Regions from separate parts of the Homo sapiens genome. Here regions 1, 2, 4, 5 and 6 are each linked to region 3. A link is a contact called in ENCODE Hi-C or POLR2A ChIA-PET data. All regions are on one chromosome and are shown on one strand. Each heading gives the region's core, a stretch centred on a gene start or an enhancer-like site at or near the end of the contact. The rest is flanking DNA. Distances are from core to core; before and after follow the strand shown.

Region 1 (3,016 bases), core at 372-2,871, 360 kb before region 3:
TCCTTTCTTTTTTTCCTTCTGTTTTCCTTTCAGACTGGGTTGATTTTAGTTCCCTCCAAGACTTCAAGTCATTGATCTAACAAAGATCATTGTTTAAATTAATAGCAACACAAACTCCCACAAAGTGATCTCTTCTTATGCTCTAGGTTGAGTACTTTGGTTTATCTAGAGGTTGTGTGTTACGCCGCTGACCACCTTTCACCTTTTAGAATCGGCACCTGCAATTCTCAAATGCTCTGGATCTAATTGCCAACCTTTTGAGCTCAAAACTTCGGCAACTCCTTCATGTTGGGTTGTCAACCCTTTGCTTTCCCTCCCCTGAGAAATTCGTATGACCTTGCCTTAAAACTTTTAAAGAATACATTTTAAAATCTATATTCCTGCTAAAGAAAACAGTGAGTCATTAAAATACCACCAGATAAAAAAAAAAGGTTTGATTTTTAGTTCAGGTCGGTAATGGCCTGTAAGTACCTTGAAGATGGTATCTTCCTATCACTTATGCCTTGGGACAGTACCCAAGAGTGGCTGAACTTTTACCTAATTAAAAAATGAGTCATTTATTTGAAAAATTCCACTTCCATTTATTTTATCTGATTTCTTAAATATCCGGTCAACTGCTAATTTGTCAGATGTCATAATTCGTCAGTCCTACCCTTTTCTACAGGCTGAATTTTTAATTTGAAACAACTACACCTCTACCGAGTGTTACTTTCAGACGTAAATTACTGCAGGAAGACCCCCCTCTGCCTTGGTTAACACTTAAATGAGATGCCTCCTGTCCAGGACGCTTCCTCAGTCTCACTGTAATAATCTGAGTCTAAAGTCACCTGTGCTTCTGGGCGGTCCAATCATGTATTTTCAAGAGTGAAAAAAAAAAATCAGTTTCTTTTATGGGAAAAGATTCATCACTACAGGAAACACGATGGGACTGACTGTATATGATTATCTGCCTTCCCAGAGGTTGACCCTTTTAAAACCGTTTTATAAACCCTTTATTTCCCACTAAATATACCAAGAGACAGAAGATGAGTGATAGCATGAGGGATAAGAGCTAAAGAGAGAAGAATAAGAAAAAAATATACACTTCAAAAATTGGGACCCAAATGTAAGATTAAGGGACAATAGTTAGAAGGACTACCAAAAACCACCTTACCTTTCCTTGTTAAGTTTTTGGAGCCGCCCACTTCAGAAATTAACACCATTCACAGCCCAGGAGCAACTTAACACAGCTAGGAAGTCACCTACAACATCTTCTCGTCCGCCTTCTTTTTAATGTAAAACCAAAATAAGGAGTGTCCAGCGACTCCCCACCGCGCCGCTTAAAGCAACAGAGCGTTTTAGGCTTAACTCCCAGGCTCTGGGAATTCCAGTGGGTCAGAATTGCTTAACCTTGGAGACTTGCAGAGAGAAAGTCTCCAGGAGGACCGCTCCCCAAACCCTGGTTTCTCTCTATCCCAAGCTGCACATTCCACAGTGGAAAGCGGGAGCGGCGACCCGAAGGCAGCGAAGTTCTCTCGGGCTCAGCTCCCGAGGCCGGGAGCGCGCGGCGGTTCCACCCGCAGAGCGGCGCCGCGTCCCGGCTGCGTGGGGCGCTGCGCACGGGAGCGCTCAGCGTCTAGTCTGCGGGCCCTTCCCGGTTCCCTCCCTCTCTCCTCCCGCCGCCCGCCCCCTGCCGAGGCCATCCGCCTCACAGTAGCAAGGTTGTCTCTCGTCTACTCCCTTCCCTTAAACTCACCAAACCAGATTTTTACTCCCAACACCGGCAACTTCCCGTAAATCTGCCCTGAAATTTTATCCTGCTGGCTGAGCCTCCCCTGGCTAAAGGCCAGTGCCACATTCCTGTTGTTTTTTAGGAGCGCAGATACCTTTGCTGAAGGTTCAAAGAAAATCGGCCTTGATGGCAGAGATTGGGGGACTTGACCAGACGGACTTCTCTCCCCGCCCCAAAAGTCACATGCCTTTCAGACACCCAGAAGTGGCACCTGCTCCACCTGGGGGCATCTGTCCGAGTCAGACGCTCGGCCCCCTTCGGGCTGCTCCGAGAAACCCAGCCAGAACCACGTTGGAGAAATTAGGAACCTGCTGCTGAATTTCAAGCCGATCGGAACCGCCCCGCTCCCCTTCTTCCCCCCATAAACAAGTCGCTGGACGAGGTGGGATCTCTGCGACCCCCGCGTGCCCGGGGAGAGCTCCCGGGGCGAGCTCCCGGGGCGTCCTTACCTGGGGCCGAGCATGGCTTGGCCGCGCGCAGGCAGGAGCGTCACGCGGACGGGGCCCTGACCTTTGCCGGGGCCTTCGCAGCAGGGCCTGGGGCCTGGGCGCTGCTCGTTCAGAAGTGGCTCATTTTAGTGCGCTCTGACCTAGAGTTACGGAGGGTTTCTAGAAAGGGAACAAAAAAACACTGCATTTAGAAACAGCAGCCAAGCCCTCGCTTCACCTTGCCTGCTCTCTGGGGAGTTGGCTCGAACCCCCACCCCATCCCAATTCCCAAGAAACCCAGATGTCCGCAATCCGCGCCCCACCCCCTCCGCCTTACCTGTTTATACAAGAGTTAAGGAGCCTCCCGCATTTCAGTGGAGCGCTAAGCCTGTTTGTAGGCGCGGAATGGGCCAACAGGAATCGAATTCTGTGACTAAACAAACTAGAAGAGGAAGCAGGCACCACCAGGAACCTAAAACAGAGTTGTGATTTCGGGTTGCAGTGTCATTCAGCTGAGGGGAAAGAAAAAAATACCGGGCTACTTTAGTGAAAGAATGTTCCAAAAATGGTTCTTTGCTGGTTGAGTTAACACATGCAAAGAGCTTAGAACGGTGCCTAGCACACAGTGTTAGCTGCCGTTATTGTTGTTGTTATTCTTCTTATTATTATTTACATTATGGCTTTTTTCTGAAGAAGAGTGTGTGGTCAGAGTTAGACATGGGCTGTAGCACCAGCATTGCCACTCACCAGCTGTGAGGCCATGAGCAAGATATTTAATCTCTCCCAGCCTCAGTTTCTGGAAGATTCTAACGATGGG
Region 2 (2,725 bases), core at 176-2,675, 320 kb before region 3:
CTCCATGTTGGTCAGGCTGATCTTGAACTCCCGACCTCAGATGATCTGCCCACCTCAGTCTCCCAAAGTGCTGGGATTACAGGCTTGAGCCACTGCACCCGGCCTTGTCTCCAGGTTTTAATCTTCTGTATTCTAGATTTTGTACAACCATGGAATTAAGTATCTTTCCCATATTAGACCCATTAGCAAATACCCCTGAGAGAGAGAGAGAGATTAGGTGCAGAAATAGCTCAGGAATGCCAAATCATTTAACAGATGCAGTGCTTTTGTTCTTGATTCATTAATTCATTCAACAAATATTTGATTCCCTACTATGTGCTGTAAATTATTGTGGATACTGGGAATACAGCAATGAATAAAACAAAACCTCATGCGGGAGAAAGGCAATGACAAACAAATAAACATATTTGTACATCTGAGGCATATCAGGTAGCCAAAGTGCTATGAAGAAGAATAAAGCAGGGGCCGGCGCGGTGGCTCACGCCTGTAATCTCAGCACTTTGGGAGGCCAAGGTGGGTGAATCACCTGAGGTCACGAGTTCGAGACCAGCCTGGCCAACATGGTGAAACCCTATCTCTACTAAAAATACAAAAATTAGCCAGGCATGGTGGCACGTACCTGTAGTCCCAGCAACTTGGGAGGCTGAGACGCGAGAATCGCTCGAACCTGGGAGGTGAAGGTTGCAGTGAGCCGAGATCGTGCCACTGCACCCCAGCCCGGGAGACAGGGCAAGACCCCCTCTTCAAAAAAAAAAAAAAAAAAAGAATAAAGCAGGATAAGGAGACAGTGACGGGCAGGGAACAGCGCTGCTTTAAATAAGTTGGTCAGGGAAAGACACTCCAGTCAGATGCCACTTGAGCAGAGATCTGAGTGAATTAACGACATGAACTAGAGAAAGAATATTCCACGCCAAAGAGAACAGAGGCACAGTGGCCCAAGGCAGGCAGGAGTTTAGCATAACTCAAGGGAGGGTCCAGAGGTCCTGCGGCTGGAGTGGAGTGAGCCGGAAAGAGGAAGGAAAGGTCACATGAAGAGCTGGGGCCAGGTCCTGATGGTAAGTGCTCTTTGGAACTCCTCCTTTTAAAACTGGCGTGTCTTCAGGAAGCTGAATATCTACAAAGCTAGGCCTCGGAGAGAAGGCTTTTCCTGAGTATGTTTGTGTGAGTGATTCCGTGTGTTAACAAAGCGCCCCAGGATTTGCCTTTTCTTCCCCTGTTTCTTGCTGTTAGAATGTTAATCTGGCTAAATCCATTCAGCTTCACTCGTTTGGAAATCAGTCATCTAATGCTTGTAGCGAAAAAAGGAGACAAGCTAATACATCTCAACAGAGCAGATACGTGGGAGCCACTCCCACAGATCAAGATCCTTGCAGAAACCCAAGCCATTGTTCAGCCAATAGTAAATAAGAATCCGAGTCATTCTAAAACTGAGTAGAAAGCTGAGTCATCCTTCCCTCTATCAAGAGCTTTATTCCTTTTGCATCCTGTGGATCTTGGTTGGTTAACACATTACTGAATGGTGACGTGGGTAGGTCTGTCTGCCTGCATCAAATCCTGCCCTAACCACATTCTCAAGATAGTTTTCACCACATTTACTAAACTTCCTTGAACCTCAGTTTCCTCCTCTGCAGGAGGAGGGTATGAATGCTTTATTAGTTTTCTACTGCTGTGTAATAAATTAGCACAGATCTAGAGGGTAAGAGCTACTCCCACTCATCATTTCACAGTGCTGTAGGCCAGAGGCCCCAGATGGCGTAACCAGGTTTTCTGCTAAGAGCCTTGAAACGCTGAAATCAAGATGTTGGTTGTCCGTGTCCTCACCTAGAGCTCAGGGTCTTCCTCCAAGCTCATCCCTGTTGTCAGCAGAATGTAGGTTCCTGCAGTTGTGGGACCGAGGCCTTGTTTCCTCACTGGCTGTCAGCAGAGGCCATTTCTCAGCTCCTTAAGCCTGCCCCCTTCCTCCACAGTGACCCTCTATTCCAAAGCAGCAACTACACACCTAACCCTTCTGACACTTGGAAAACATCTGACTTCTGCTCTCAGCCAGAGAAAGCTCTCTGCTTTTATTCTTTTTTTTATCTACTTATTTATTTTGTAGAGTGGGGATCTCGCTATGTTGCCCAGGCTGATTTTAAACTCCTGGGCTCAAGTGATCCTCTTGCCTTGACCTCCCAAAGTGCTGGGATTACAGGCATGGGCCACCATGCCTGCCGCTTTCTGCTTTAGCAGCTCATGTTCACCCAGATAATCACTCTTTCTTAAGGTCAACTGTGCCATACAACATAATATAATCATCAGAGTGAAATCTCATCATATTCACAGGTTCCAGAGATAAAGGACATCTTTAGGGTCCATTTTAGACATTCTGCCTACAACAAATGCCTTCCTTGCAGAACTCTTTTGAAAATTAGAGATGATGTATGTGTGTAAAATAGTTGCCAGCTGCTAATAGCTGCTATTACTATAAGAGCCTCTTTGATGCAGGGAGCAACTAAGTAACTGAGCTACTCAGTGAATCAAGTATAAGACCAGACTCCGGTGCCAGGGCTGTGGCTCATGCCTATAATCCCAACACTTTGGGAGGCCGAGGCAGGCGGATCACCTGAGGTCGGGAGTTCAAGACCAGCCTGACCAACATGGAGAAACCCTGTCTCTACTAAAAATACAAAATTAGCCAGGCGTGGTGGCGTGTGCCTGTAATCCCAGTTACTCAGGAGGTTGAGGC
Region 3 (2,927 bases), core at 380-2,879:
GGCTGGTCTCGAACTCCTGGGCTCAAGAAATCTGCCTGCCTTGGCCTCCCAAAGTGCTAGGATTACAGGTGTGAGCCACCGTGCCTTGCTGGGTTTTGATTTTTAAATTTTTTATTTTGCTTCCTGGTATTGATTTTTAAAAGTCCCCTGGAAAATGCCTTGCATTTAAAAACCCTCACACCCCTTACGATAACCTATTCTGTCCCTAAAATTAAGACTATAACTTTCAAAACACTTTAGATGAAATTGTGCTAGGCCAGAGTAAGTGATCCTATTTATTTTTTTAAAAATATGTATCCAAAAAGTACAGGGGGAAAAAAAACCTATAGTGTTCTAACTATAGCAATTTCCTCCTGCTTTTATCCCTGTGTCTGAAGTGAGGTCATTTTTGTTTGTTTTTGGCAAGTGAACAGAGAAAAGAAGAAAGAAAAACACACACACACACCCTAGACTTTTCACCCCCTCCTCCTAAAACAGACACACTTGTTAATTTACAGCTTTGAAAATCATCTGGGTAGTTCTTCCATAATTCACCATCTTCCTTGGTTTTCTAGGATTTTTTTTAGAACCTTCAGACCCCAGAGGGCATTTCACTTGAAGATGCTACTCGTCTCATCCCTTCAGAAGGTGGGCTGAGGTTTCCTTAAGAATCTTCTATGAGAGTGGTCTGCAATTAGAAAGTTATAACAATTCTACCTGTGAGGGTGTTCTACAATCAGAACACTGCTCTCACTCTCCCTCCTCCTCCCCATCTCTCTCTCTCACACTCACGCACAGACACCACACACACCACACTCACACTGAAATTAAGAGTGAAAACTGTTAAGGCTAAAAATACTACAGAGAGAAAAGCATCTTTGCTAACACTTAATACTCAGAACAACTTTTTGAAAGTGAAAATGACGATGCTTTACCTGACTGATTATCAATGCAGCTGCCTTTTTTGTTTGTTGCTTGTTTTTAAGAGACAGGGTCTCACTCTGTTGCACAAGCTGGAAGCCAGTGGCATAATTATAGCCTTGACCACCTGGGCCCAAGTGACATCCTCTGCCTCAGCCTCCCGAGTAGCTGGTACTAAAGGTGCACGGCACTACACTTAGCTAATTTTATTTATTTATTTATTTTTGGTAGAGATGGGGGGGGGTCTTTCTATGTTGCCCATGCTGGTCTCAAACTCCTAGCCTCAAACTATCCTCCCACCTCAGCCTCCCAAAGCACTGGGATTACAGGTGTGAGCCACTGCACCAGATTGACACAGCTTTTTAGTTCGCTTCAGCAGCTATAGATTTACCTTCTGATGTAGTTAAACAACATTTTAGATACGTGCTGAACAGCAGTCTTGGACACCTCATTAATATGTAGTAAGGAAGAGAGCAAACCAACACTTGGAAAATTGTTCAATGAGGTGTGTGAAATGACTGGATGGAAACGCTGGTAACCCCTGGAAGTAACGCGGGAAGTATGAAGCCAGCGAGCAGGAGTATCACGAGCAGAAGACCGACCCCCGATGTCCAGGCCAGGGAGCTGCACCACCCTCAGGACCCATCACCTTCCTCACCCCTTCAAGTAAGACCGAGGCTCATGGGCAATGACGAACAAGCCAAACCACAGGGCCGGATGGAGATAGGCCGGCCTGCCATGTGCAGGATCTCTACGTTGTGAAACACTGTCTTCCTGCCTACTTGTTCTAGTCTACTCTGCTGCTTATCTGAAGTTATTTTCTGTTTGTGTACACAATCGTAGTCCCTCTTTTACTCTCTCTCTGTGCTTTTCCTTCAGTGGGAGAATTAATTTTCCATACCAGAATATTTATAAAATCCAATTTTTGCTGAGCCCTTACTACATGGCAATCACTACGTTCTGTGCCCCACATGTCTTGTTTCAGTTAATCATCACAACCACCCCACAAGGCAGAGACTATTATTAACCCTATTTGACAGAGGAGGAAACGTATGGTGTTAAGTGACTCAGCCACAATCATCCATTTAGTAATAGCACAGCTGGGATTTAAATATTCAGTGTTCATAGTGCAGTAAAGCTTATGGCACAAATTCCATTTTAGGGACAAGAACAAGAGAAGAGATTTCCAGTAGTTTAATTTCTGGAGCACAGGAGCAATTAAGAACTCTTCTCTCTTTTTTTTTTTTTTTTTTTTTTTTAACAAAAATGTTTTTTGAGACAGGGTTACCCTTTGTCTCCCAGGCTGAAGTGCAGTGGTGTGATCTTGGCTCACTGCAGCCTTGACCTCCGGGGCTCAAGGAGATCCTCCCACCTCAGCTTCCTGAGTAGCTGGGACTACAGGCACGTGCCATCATACCCAGCTAATTTTTTGTTTATTTTTTATAGAGATGAAGTCTCATTATGTTGCCCAGGCTGGTCTCAAACTCCTGGCCTCAAGCAATCCTCCTGCCTCAACCTCCCAAAGTGCTGGGATTACAGCATAAGCCATCATGCCTGGCCACTTCTACTTGATTCTATCAAAAACAAAAGAAAATATTATTTTTTAAAAGAAAATAAATGTTTTCCACGTTTTTCATTAAGGCTGTGATTCTTGTTAAATGTTAGCCAGATCAGTATCCATTATAATAGGAACACAGCACTTCAAACACAACAGAAGGCCCTAACTAAAGCAGTTCCTGTGTCAGAATCTGAGCCATGCTTCTCAAATGATGCATAGAGGAGGAAGTTAAAATGCAGGTTCCTGAGACCCACTACCTGCGTCTGAGTCTGTAAGGCACAGGTAGGGCCCAGGTATCTACATTTAAAGAAACACCTAGGAGAGGCTGGGCGCGGTAGCTCACACCTGTAATCCCAGCACTTTGGGAGGCCAAGGCAGGCAGATCACAAGGTCAGAAGATCAAGACCATCCTGTGAATGGTGAAGCCCCGTCTCTACTAAAAATTACAAAAAATTAGCCGGGCACGGTA
Region 4 (2,855 bases), core at 233-2,732, 340 kb before region 3:
GCTGGACACGGTAGCTCACCCTTGTAATCCTAGCACTTTGGGAGGCTGAGGCAGGCGGATCACTTGAGGTCAGGAGTTCAAGACCAGCCTGACCAACAGGAAGAAGCCCCATCTCTACTAAAAATATAAAATTAGCCAGACATGGTGGCACATGTCTGTAATCCCAGCTACTCGGGAGGCTGAGGCAGGAGAATTGCTTGAACCCGGGAGGCAGAGGTTGCAGTGAGCCAAGATCACGCCATTGCACTCCAACCTGGACAACAAGAGCAAAACTCCATCTCAAAAAAAAAAAAAAAAAAAAAAAAAACAGTGGAAAGGCTTGGGTAGAATTTTTTTTTTTTTTTTTTGAGACAAGGTCTCCCCGTCTGTCTGTCGCCCAGGCTGGAGTGCAGTGGTGCGATCTCAGCTCACTGCAACCTCTGCTCCCTGGGTTCAAGGGATTCTCCTATCTTACCCTCCCAAGTAACTGGGACCATAGGTGCGTGCCACCACACCCAGCTAATTTTTTGTATTTTTGGTAGAGACAGGGTTTTGCCATATCATCCAGGCTGGTCTTGAGCTCCAGACCTCTATCTGCCCGCCTCAGCCTCCAATGTGCTGGGATTACAGGCCTGAGCCACTGCATGATAACCATTATTGTTGCATTAATAATGAATATTGTATAGAACACTTGTATATTGTCATTCGCAGAGTATCTTTTTAAATTTGCTTTATTTGGGCCTGGCCGGTAATTTTTTTTATAGATAAAGATGGGTTCTCACTGTTGCCCAGGCTGGCCTCTAACTCCTGGCCTCAAGAGATCCTCACACTTTGGCATCACAAAGTGCAGGGATTACAGACATGAGTCAGTGTGCTCGGCCCAAAAAAGGCAAATATAAAAGGATACTCTGCAAATGACAATATGCAAGTGTTCTATACGATATTCATTATTAATGCAACAATAATGGTTATCATGCAGTAATAACAACTGTAATGGAAAAAGTTTTAAATGCTCATCATCAAAGTGAATATCTAAACAGGAACTATAAATCATTGTATCGAATGTCTAATCAAACAGGGTTTGGAGGATGATCCCTGGCTAACCAGACATTGGGAGCTTCCGGCATCAGTTTTCATCATTGAATGTCTAAGTTTCTGGGCTCAGAAAAAAGTTTGCATCATCAAAAATGTGGATATGTGAGAAACAGTGCAGAGAAGGTATAGAACATTGTGAAACCTCTTTCTCTGAACAGTTTTAACATCGAAAGTGCCATCTGGCCACAAGGATCAGAAAATAACCAGATTACTAGCTGCCAGATTTTACTTCTGCAAAAAAATAAATCAAAAGACTCAGTAATCTATCAGTGCAGGAATTCTGGGTTGTGATCAGAATAAAATAGGTGGCAAAATGTTCCTATGAGTATCAAGGCCAGCAAAGAATCTCTTTGGCCTTTTAGAACTGGATCACGTTAACTTGAAACTGAGTCTCCGTGCAAAGGGATGGGGCATAGCTCCTTCAAAAGAGGATGTGGGTAATCAGACCACTCAAACAGGTGGCACAGTCAGTGTGGGAGTCTTGGTCCCACTGAGGTATCAATACTCATCTGGGGAGCCCTCCTCCTGCCCTGCTAATTACGTTAATCTCTTAAATTCCCTTAAAAAGTCATGGCACTTTTCAGGCTGGGCATGGTGGCTCACGCCTGTAATGCCAGCATTTTGGGAGGCCGAGGCTGGTGGGTCGCTTGAGCTCAGGAGTTCAGTCAAGAATGGCTCCGGCAACATGGTGAAACCCCATCTCTACGAAAACATTGAAAATTAGCCGGGCATGATAGCGTGTGCCTATTTTCCCAGCTACTCCGGAGGCTCAGGTGGGAGAATCATCTGAGCACAGGAAGTTCGAGGCTTCAGTGAGCTGTGATTGTGCCACTGCACTCCAGCCTGGGTGACAGAGCGAGACCCTGTCTTAAAAAAAAAAAAAAAAAAAAGTCCTAGCACTTTTCAAACATGTTAGGGACTTTAGAACTTATCTGGCCAAATGCTTCCATTTCACAGGTGAGGAAAACAAAGTCTCAGAGAACTACTCTGAAGGCCAGAGAACTCATCAGTGGCTCAAGCAAAACATGAATCTCCCGCTTTCCATAACAGTTTTCTCTTCACAGTGCTGCTGCCTTCCCCATCCTTCCACCTTTAGTGCTCCCACAATCTTTTTTTTTTTTTAGGCAGAGTCTCACTCTGTCACCCAGACTGGAGTACACTAGTGCAATCTCGGCTTACTGCAGCCTCCACCTCCCAGGGTTCAAGCAATTCTCCTGTTTCAGCCTCCCGAGTAACTGGGATTACAGGCGCCTGCCACCATGTCTGGCTAATTTTTGTATTTTTAGTAGAGACGGGGTTTCACAATGTTGGTCAGGCTGGTAATTTTTGTATTTTTAGTAGAGATGGGGTTTCACCATGTTGGCCAGGGTGATAATTTTTGCGTTTTTAGTAGAGATGGGGTTTCGCCATGTTGGCCAGGCTGGTAATTTTTGTATTTTTAGTAGAGACTGGGTTTCACCATGTTGGCCAGGCTGGTCTTGAACTCCAGGCCTCGAGTAATCCACCCACCTTGGCCTCCCAAAGTGTTGGGATTAGAGGCATGAGCCACCGTGCTCAGGCTTCCCACAATAATTTTTACTTTGACACATACAGACTTCAATATCACATTCGTATGCACCAAGCTATATGGGAGAATATCTGTAAAGATTCATGAGTTGTTATGTATAGAGTGCTTAAATTGTGGACATAGAAAATAATATTTCTATCCAGATGCAGTGGCTCACGCCTGTAATCCCAGCACTTTGGGAGGCTGAGGCGGGCAGATCACCAGAGGTCAGGAG
Region 5 (2,860 bases), core at 249-2,748, 430 kb before region 3:
TTCTGTGACTTTTAACATTTAGACATTCATTTACTCAATCATTTATTGAATGAGTAAATGTCTAAAAAATATGTACTGAGGCTGGGCATGGTGGCTCACGCCTGTAATCCCAGCACTTCAGGAGGCCGAGGCAGGTGGATCACTTAAGGTCAGGAGTTCAAGACCAGCCTGGCCAACATGGTGAAACCCTGTCTCTATTAAAACTACAAAAAAAAAAAAAAAAAAATGGGCCAGACATGGTGGCTCATGCTTGTAATCCCAGCACTTTGGGAGGCTGAGGTTGGCAAATAACCTGAGGTCAGGAGTTCAAGACTAGCCTGGCCAACATGGTGAAACCCCATCTCTACTAAAAATACAAAAATTAGCCAGGTGTGGTGGTGGACACCTGTAGTTCCAGCTAATTGGGAGGCTGAGGCAGGAGAATTGCTTGAACTCGGGAGGCAGAGGTTGTAGTGGGCCGAGATCGTGCCACAGCACTCCAGCCTGGTCGACAGAGTCAAACTCTGTCTAAAAAAAAAAAAAAAAAATTAGCCGGGCGTGGTGGCAGGCGCCTGTAATCCCAGTTACTTGGGAGACTGAGGTAGAAGAATCACTTGAACCCAGGAGGCGGAGGTAGAAGTGAGCCAAGATTTCGCCACTGCACTCCAGCCTGGGTGACAGAGTGAGACTCCGTCTCAAAAAAGAAATGTGTACTAAGCCCCTCCTATGTTCCAAGCACTGTGCTAGTGATTGTGGTGAATAGGGCAGATCCAGCCTTTATTTTATCCCTATTACAAGGTATTTATCCCTATTACAAGGTATATTACCATGACATAGATAGCATTTGCCCCTCAGTAATGGTTTTTTCTTTAGAGGCTACTTCACCAAGACAGAATATAAGCTAGTTTGGATTATATGGAAAAGCAGCCTTTGCCTCTATTTCTGGCAAATAGAAGGAGAGAGCCTAATAAATATTTTTCAAGTGAGTCTAACATGAAATCAGGCTGTGTTTCTCAAACAATTACAGGTGACAAACACAGAATACGATATGGCTAGCCCATAATGTGGGTGTTATTTCTACAATAACGAATCAAGTGACATGGGTATGCAAGCATCATTTCAGAAACTATACAGAGAAGCTGCATTTTCTCCCTCAAGCCCCAAAGTCCAAGATAATGTCAAGTGAGAAAGCCTGAAGCAAACATTGGAGATCTTATCTAAATTTTTTAAAAATAAGACTGTTAAGGAAGAAAAACTGAGGTGTTGTTTAAATATAAAAGATTCTATCTTTGTTCCTGTGGGTGACCAACACCAGGGTAGAGAAAATCTTGATTCAGCAAATATTTTTTGAGTTTCATGAAATATCCCCTCCACCATCCTCTAAGGTCCCACCCAAATCGGGAAGACTCTTGGTGGTGCAAAAATAGGATTATTGTTGTTTTTGCGAAGTCAGGCCCTTTATTAGAGGGTAGAAAGAACACTTGTTCCTGATTTCTCAACTTCTGATTCCTGTTGGCAGCACATAATATGCCCCAGCCTTGACTCTCAAGCACAACAAACTGCAAATGAAATAGATAAGTCACTGTTCCTTCAAATCTGTACATTACAAGCCATTTCTAGTGTTTACCTTTTTTAAAATTTTGGCCAAATTACTTGCACTAGCCAGATAGCTGTTAGAGAGATTAGCAAGTAGGTCTGAGAATCACTCACCCATAACCACGCGCTCACTTTCTTGATATTACTCTCTTATTTTTCCATCCTGACCCTGGCACAATAGTTAAACACCAGCCTGGTCAGCAAAACAGTGTTGTCAAAACGCAGCCAAGCTGAGTTTTGACCCACAGAGGTCTGACAGTTGTCAGGAATTTCCTAACATGGCCAGGGTCACTGACAGTTAAAGGTTTCACTGGTATCACCTGCAAAATCTAACTCCACTCCATGAAAAGTGCAGAAAACTCTTAAAATGCTTTCTGTGCTGCCTAAGGTTCTGATTTTAAAACACAAGAGTATGGAAGTTCAGACTTTTGGTTATCTCCACTTTGCCAAGGCACAGGTGTTTGAGGAATGAGCATGTGCATGGCCCAGCACTTTCTTACCACTCTTGGATGATCAAGAGTTCAAAGCAACCTTGCCAGGTGCATTTAAAAAAAAAATCTAACCAGAGCTCACAATACAACCAATTCCTTGGATTGAATGAGGACACCTCGGCTCTCCCTGCTCCCGGCAGTGCCAGCCTTTGGTCACTTGCCAGTCCAGGGGAAGCCAGGAGGTGACCTCCCCGACCCTCTCCTGCCTAGTCATACATTCGAAGTTTTCATCTATTTTGTATGATGCAGCCATCTATGCCCTCTTTGACTGCTGACCACCATAACTAAAAAGTTGCTGCTAGGCTGGGCGTGGTGGCTCATGCCTGTAATCCCAGCACTTTGGGAGGCCAAGGCAGGTGGATTACGAGGTCAGGAGTTCAAGACCAGCCTGGCCAAAATGGTGAAACCCCGTTTCTACTAAAAATACAAAAAATTACCCAGGCATGGTGGCAGGCGCCTGTAATCCCAGCTACTCAGGAGGCTGAGGCAGGAGAATCACTTGCACACAGAAGTGGAGGTTGCAGTGAGCCGAGAACGCGCCACTGCACTTCAGCCTGGGCAAAAAGTAAGACTCCTTCTCGGAAAAAAAAAAAAAAAAGTTGCTGCTATTCCCTTTTCTCTCACTATTTCCCACATTCTTAGCACTGCCTACGTGTCAGGAACTGCATTAAAGGAGACTATGTGTCTGGTTTTTTACCTCCCAACAATCAAGCCTGGTAAGGAACTGTTAAACCCACTTTCAGTAAAGAAGACTGAGGTCCAGAGAGATTATCTTATTATAAAGTGCCCAAGAG
Region 6 (3,160 bases), core at 597-3,096, 270 kb before region 3:
ACTGGTTCCTCAAAACGACATGGTAGTCATTTAGTATTTTCCTAGGTGGCTCTCTCTCCTTTGCACAGTGCTTCACAGAATTCAACGTTTTCACTTTCCTCAAAATCTGACGCCTGCCTTCCTCCCCAACAGAGAAGATAATGCTATTAAGGAACTCCTTCACCTTCTCACCCTAACCAGTGGTATGAGTAAATGCCTGATAACTGGCTCTCCAGATGTCAGGGTATGGGGAAGTACTGATGTATAGTATTTACTAATTTCCATGATGTAAATATCCCCACTGTGGCTGAATTCCAGCTGTTAATGTGAGGTTAACCAATTAGCAAAATTGCTGAAAATTTAACAATTGGCTCCTGTGAGCTTGTAGGAGCTGGTTCCAGCACCCACTGCATACAACTCAGAAACTTAAATGGATCCAAGGCATCCTATCCTCCTTCCCACATCTGTTACAATAGGAGAGAGGTCTCTCCTATTCTCCTCCTATCTAAAGCAAATGATCTGCCTTCTATGGTATCTTGTTCTATCAATTAAAATCCTTTTTTCTTGTATCTTCTACTTCCCCCTAACCTCTTTTTTTTTTTTTTTTTTTTTTTTTACAGAGCCTGGCTCTGTCGCCCAGGCCGGAGTGCAGTGGCACAATCTCAGCTCACTGCAAAGTTCGCCTTCCAGGTTCAAGTGATTCTCGTGTCTCAGCCTCCCAAGTAGCTGGGATTACAGGTGCCTGCCACCATGCCCGGCTAATTTTTGTATTTTTAGTAGAGACGGGTTTTCACCATGTTGGCCAAGCTGGTCTCGAACTCCTGACCTCAAGTGATCCGCTCGCCTCGGCCTCCTGAAGTGCTGGGATTACAGGTGTGACTCACCATGCCTGGCCCTGAACCTCCCCCTTTTTTACTGACTGACTTCTTTTTCTCATTTAAACTTAGTTAACCCTGTCCCACCTTTTCTATTTGTTTGTTTTAAGAACCAACTCTATTTGACTCCACATTTCCCTCTGGTTATGTCACAGATCTACTTCATAAAAGAATGGTTTCCACTGCCTGACTTACTCATCTGCTTACTGAAATCTGGGTTTCCACTGAAATCTCCTAAGTTACTAACAACTTCCTTGTTACTAAATTCAATAGCAAATTTCAGTCCTTGCTCTACTGACCTCTCTTTAGCAGCTGACACATTTGACCACTTCTTTCCTTGGCCTCTGTGACTCGATGATCCTACGATTCTCCTCATTCCTCTTGGCCTCACCTCTGTTTCCTTTTCTGGCTCCTCCCTTCTGTCTTTCTCTGACTTGTTAGTGTTTCCCCATGGTTCTACCAAAAGATAAGAGATCCCTTCTCTTTTCATTCTACTTTCCCTGGATCTGATCTCCTCCCATGGCTACAATTACCATCCCCAGGTGGATGACTAGTGATGGTTCCAGGCCAAGTCTTTGCATCTAGTAGGCATATTTGTTTGAATATCTTTGGAAGTATCATGATCGTAACATTTCTAAACTGAAAGCTCCCCAAATCGCCTCCCTTTCTGTGCTCCTGGAACAGTGAAGGGCCCCAAGTTGCCCATGCCAGAACCTTGATTCCTTTTCTCTGATACCTCATTCCAATTAATCACTAAGTCCTGCTGATTCAACTTCACATCTCTTACTCCTGTCTACCTCTCATCATCCTCAGGGTTACCACCCTGGTTCAGGCACACTACCTCTCACCAAGGTTATCCTTCCTGGTCTCCTAACCGGTCTTTCCACTTCCAGCCTTGCCTCACCCCAATCCATCCTACATTCTGCAGTGATGTCTCAAAAACGCAAATGTGATCATGTCATTTGCCTCTTCAACAGCTTCTGATGGTTCCCCTTTGTTTTGTCACATGAGTGGTCTGACCCTCATCTGCCTCTTCCTGCTCCCCACCGCATTTCCACTGATCTAAACTTTTTTCAGTTCCCTAAGCATACCATGTGCTGTTTCATCTGTGGGCCTTTAACTATACTGTTTACTTTGCCAAGAACACCATAATTTACTTCCTGGTGAATAGAGACAGGAAGTAAATTATATTCATAATCTCTCTTACCGTAACTTACTGCTTCTTAGACATTACTTACTGCTTCTTAGAAATTACTTCCTGCATAAGTGCCGCTGACCCAGCCCCCTCCACCTCCTGCAATGTTTGTTTAACTTGTCTGTCTCCCTGATAAACACTAACCTCCATAAGGACTGGGACCTTGTCTATTCTCTTCACCCCTGTATCCCCATTGATTTAAATCAATAACTCCATCCTCATTCTACCCCCTGCAGCCCCTGGCAATCAATCACCAATTTACTGTCTCTATGGAATTCAACCTCCCTCAGCAAGTTGCCAGTGGGAAATACTGAGCCTAGACCTACTATTAACTTTTAAAATAAGAATATTGAGTTAGTAATTAAGTGCCAATTATTAAACTTTTTTGTGCCTTATTTCCTTAACTTTGAAAGGATGCCTACTCATTCAAGGGCCCAAGCCAGATGACCTGCAGGGGTTTTTTTTGGTTTTGTTTTTTTTCTTTTTTGAGATTGTGTTTCGCTCTTGTTGCCCAGAGTGCAATGGTGTGATCTCGGCTCACCGCAAACTCTGCCTCCTGGGTTCAAATGATTCTCCTGCCTCAGCCTCCAGAGTAGCTGGAATTACAGGCACATGCCACCACGCTCGGCTGATTTTGTATTTTTAGTAGAGACAGGGTTTTTCCATGTTGGTCAGGCTGGTCTCGAACTCCTAACCTCAGATGATCCACCTGCCTCGGCCTCCCAAAGTGCTGGGATTACAGGCATGAGCCGCCGAACCCAGCCTGACCTGTAGTTTTAATTGCTTGACAGTCATATAAAACTTTGCCTTATTCAGCTTCTCATTTATGGTTCTGGTCAATTCATAGAATTTCCACTTACAGGAATGTCAGTTTCTGTGGCAGGAAGCAAAACCTCTCAGTATGCTCTGAGGAACCTTCCATGACTGCCATGACCAGTTCCTCAAGTCCCTGCCTTCCAGCCTACACTCTTCCCTATTCTCTAAATATGAGTTTCTTCCACTCTGATTTCAAGGAACTTGGATTATGGCAAGTCAACTTTTGAGACAGGGTCTCACTCTGTCACTCAGTCTGGAGTGCAGTGGCACAATCTTGGCTCACTGCGATCTCCAG

Evidence for each region. A loop is a pair of places that touch in the nucleus more often than their neighbours do. ChIA-PET counts read pairs that join two places held with the same protein, here RNA polymerase II (POLR2A). Pooled maps may share reads with other maps.
Region 1: a loop to region 3 is called in a pooled map, with 4 times the contacts of the local background. The contact joins the promoter of RBM47 here to the enhancer-like site in region 3. A Hi-C loop is called at or near these places in 5 of 37 single-sample maps with no recorded cell type and 4 of 50 pooled maps.
Region 2: a loop to region 3 is called in a pooled map, with 4 times the contacts of the local background. The contact joins two enhancer-like sites. A Hi-C loop is called at or near these places in 1 of 37 single-sample maps with no recorded cell type and 4 of 50 pooled maps. POLR2A ChIA-PET finds 5 or more read pairs at or near these places in 2 of 52 experiments (GM12878 and MCF 10A).
Region 4: a map of OCI-LY7 shows a loop between it and region 3 (5-fold over the local background). The contact joins two enhancer-like sites. A Hi-C loop is called at or near these places in 1 of 168 maps with a recorded cell type or tissue (OCI-LY7), 3 of 37 single-sample maps with no recorded cell type and 6 of 50 pooled maps. POLR2A ChIA-PET finds 5 or more read pairs at or near these places in 1 of 52 experiments (T-cell).
Region 5: a loop to region 3 is called in a pooled map, with 4 times the contacts of the local background. The contact joins two enhancer-like sites. A Hi-C loop is called at or near these places in 1 of 168 maps with a recorded cell type or tissue (OCI-LY7), 6 of 37 single-sample maps with no recorded cell type and 5 of 50 pooled maps. POLR2A ChIA-PET finds 5 or more read pairs at or near these places in 1 of 52 experiments (naive thymus-derived CD8-positive, alpha-beta T cell).
Region 6: a loop to region 3 is called in a map with no recorded cell type, with 9 times the contacts of the local background. The contact joins two enhancer-like sites. A Hi-C loop is called at or near these places in 4 of 37 single-sample maps with no recorded cell type and 4 of 50 pooled maps. POLR2A ChIA-PET finds 5 or more read pairs at or near these places in 2 of 52 experiments (OCI-LY7 and activated naive CD4-positive, alpha-beta T cell).

The regions. Positions count from the first base shown.
Region 1 is chr4:40,628,243-40,631,258 of GRCh38, forward strand. It overlaps RBM47 (RNA binding motif protein 47), which reads right to left and starts at 1,622. Exons shown (of 7, transcript NM_001098634.2): 1 at 1,154-1,622. RefSeq lists enhancers at 479-1,355, 1,356-2,233, 1,416-1,485.
Region 2 is chr4:40,671,631-40,674,355 of GRCh38, forward strand. No RefSeq gene overlaps it. Among named protein-coding and RNA genes, the nearest start is that of RBM47, 43 kb to the left of the region's middle. RefSeq lists an enhancer at 652-1,851. Within about 2 kb of position 1,426, at least 13 of the 41 ENCODE cell types and tissues checked have a DNase peak (open chromatin) inside an H3K27ac peak, as active enhancers do; they include GM12878, where a contact is called at or near this core.
Region 3 is chr4:40,991,227-40,994,153 of GRCh38, forward strand. The region is part of intron 6 of APBB2 (amyloid beta precursor protein binding family B member 2); the gene reads right to left. Among named protein-coding and RNA genes, the nearest start is that of APBB2, 220 kb to the right of the region's middle. Within about 2 kb of position 1,630, at least 9 of the 41 ENCODE cell types and tissues checked have a DNase peak (open chromatin) inside an H3K27ac peak, as active enhancers do; they include GM12878 and OCI-LY7, where a contact is called at or near this core.
Region 4 is chr4:40,655,074-40,657,928 of GRCh38, forward strand. No RefSeq gene overlaps it. Among named protein-coding and RNA genes, the nearest start is that of RBM47, 27 kb to the left of the region's middle. Within about 2 kb of position 1,483, at least 3 of the 41 ENCODE cell types and tissues checked have a DNase peak (open chromatin) inside an H3K27ac peak, as active enhancers do; they include OCI-LY7, where a contact is called at or near this core.
Region 5 is chr4:40,558,318-40,561,177 of GRCh38, forward strand. The region is part of intron 1 of RBM47 (RNA binding motif protein 47); the gene reads right to left. Among named protein-coding and RNA genes, the nearest start is that of MIR4802, 58 kb to the left of the region's middle. Within about 2 kb of position 1,499, at least 5 of the 41 ENCODE cell types and tissues checked have a DNase peak (open chromatin) inside an H3K27ac peak, as active enhancers do; they include OCI-LY7, where a contact is called at or near this core.
Region 6 is chr4:40,720,930-40,724,089 of GRCh38, forward strand. No RefSeq gene overlaps it. Among named protein-coding and RNA genes, the nearest start is that of NSUN7, 27 kb to the right of the region's middle. Within about 2 kb of position 1,847, at least 12 of the 41 ENCODE cell types and tissues checked have a DNase peak (open chromatin) inside an H3K27ac peak, as active enhancers do.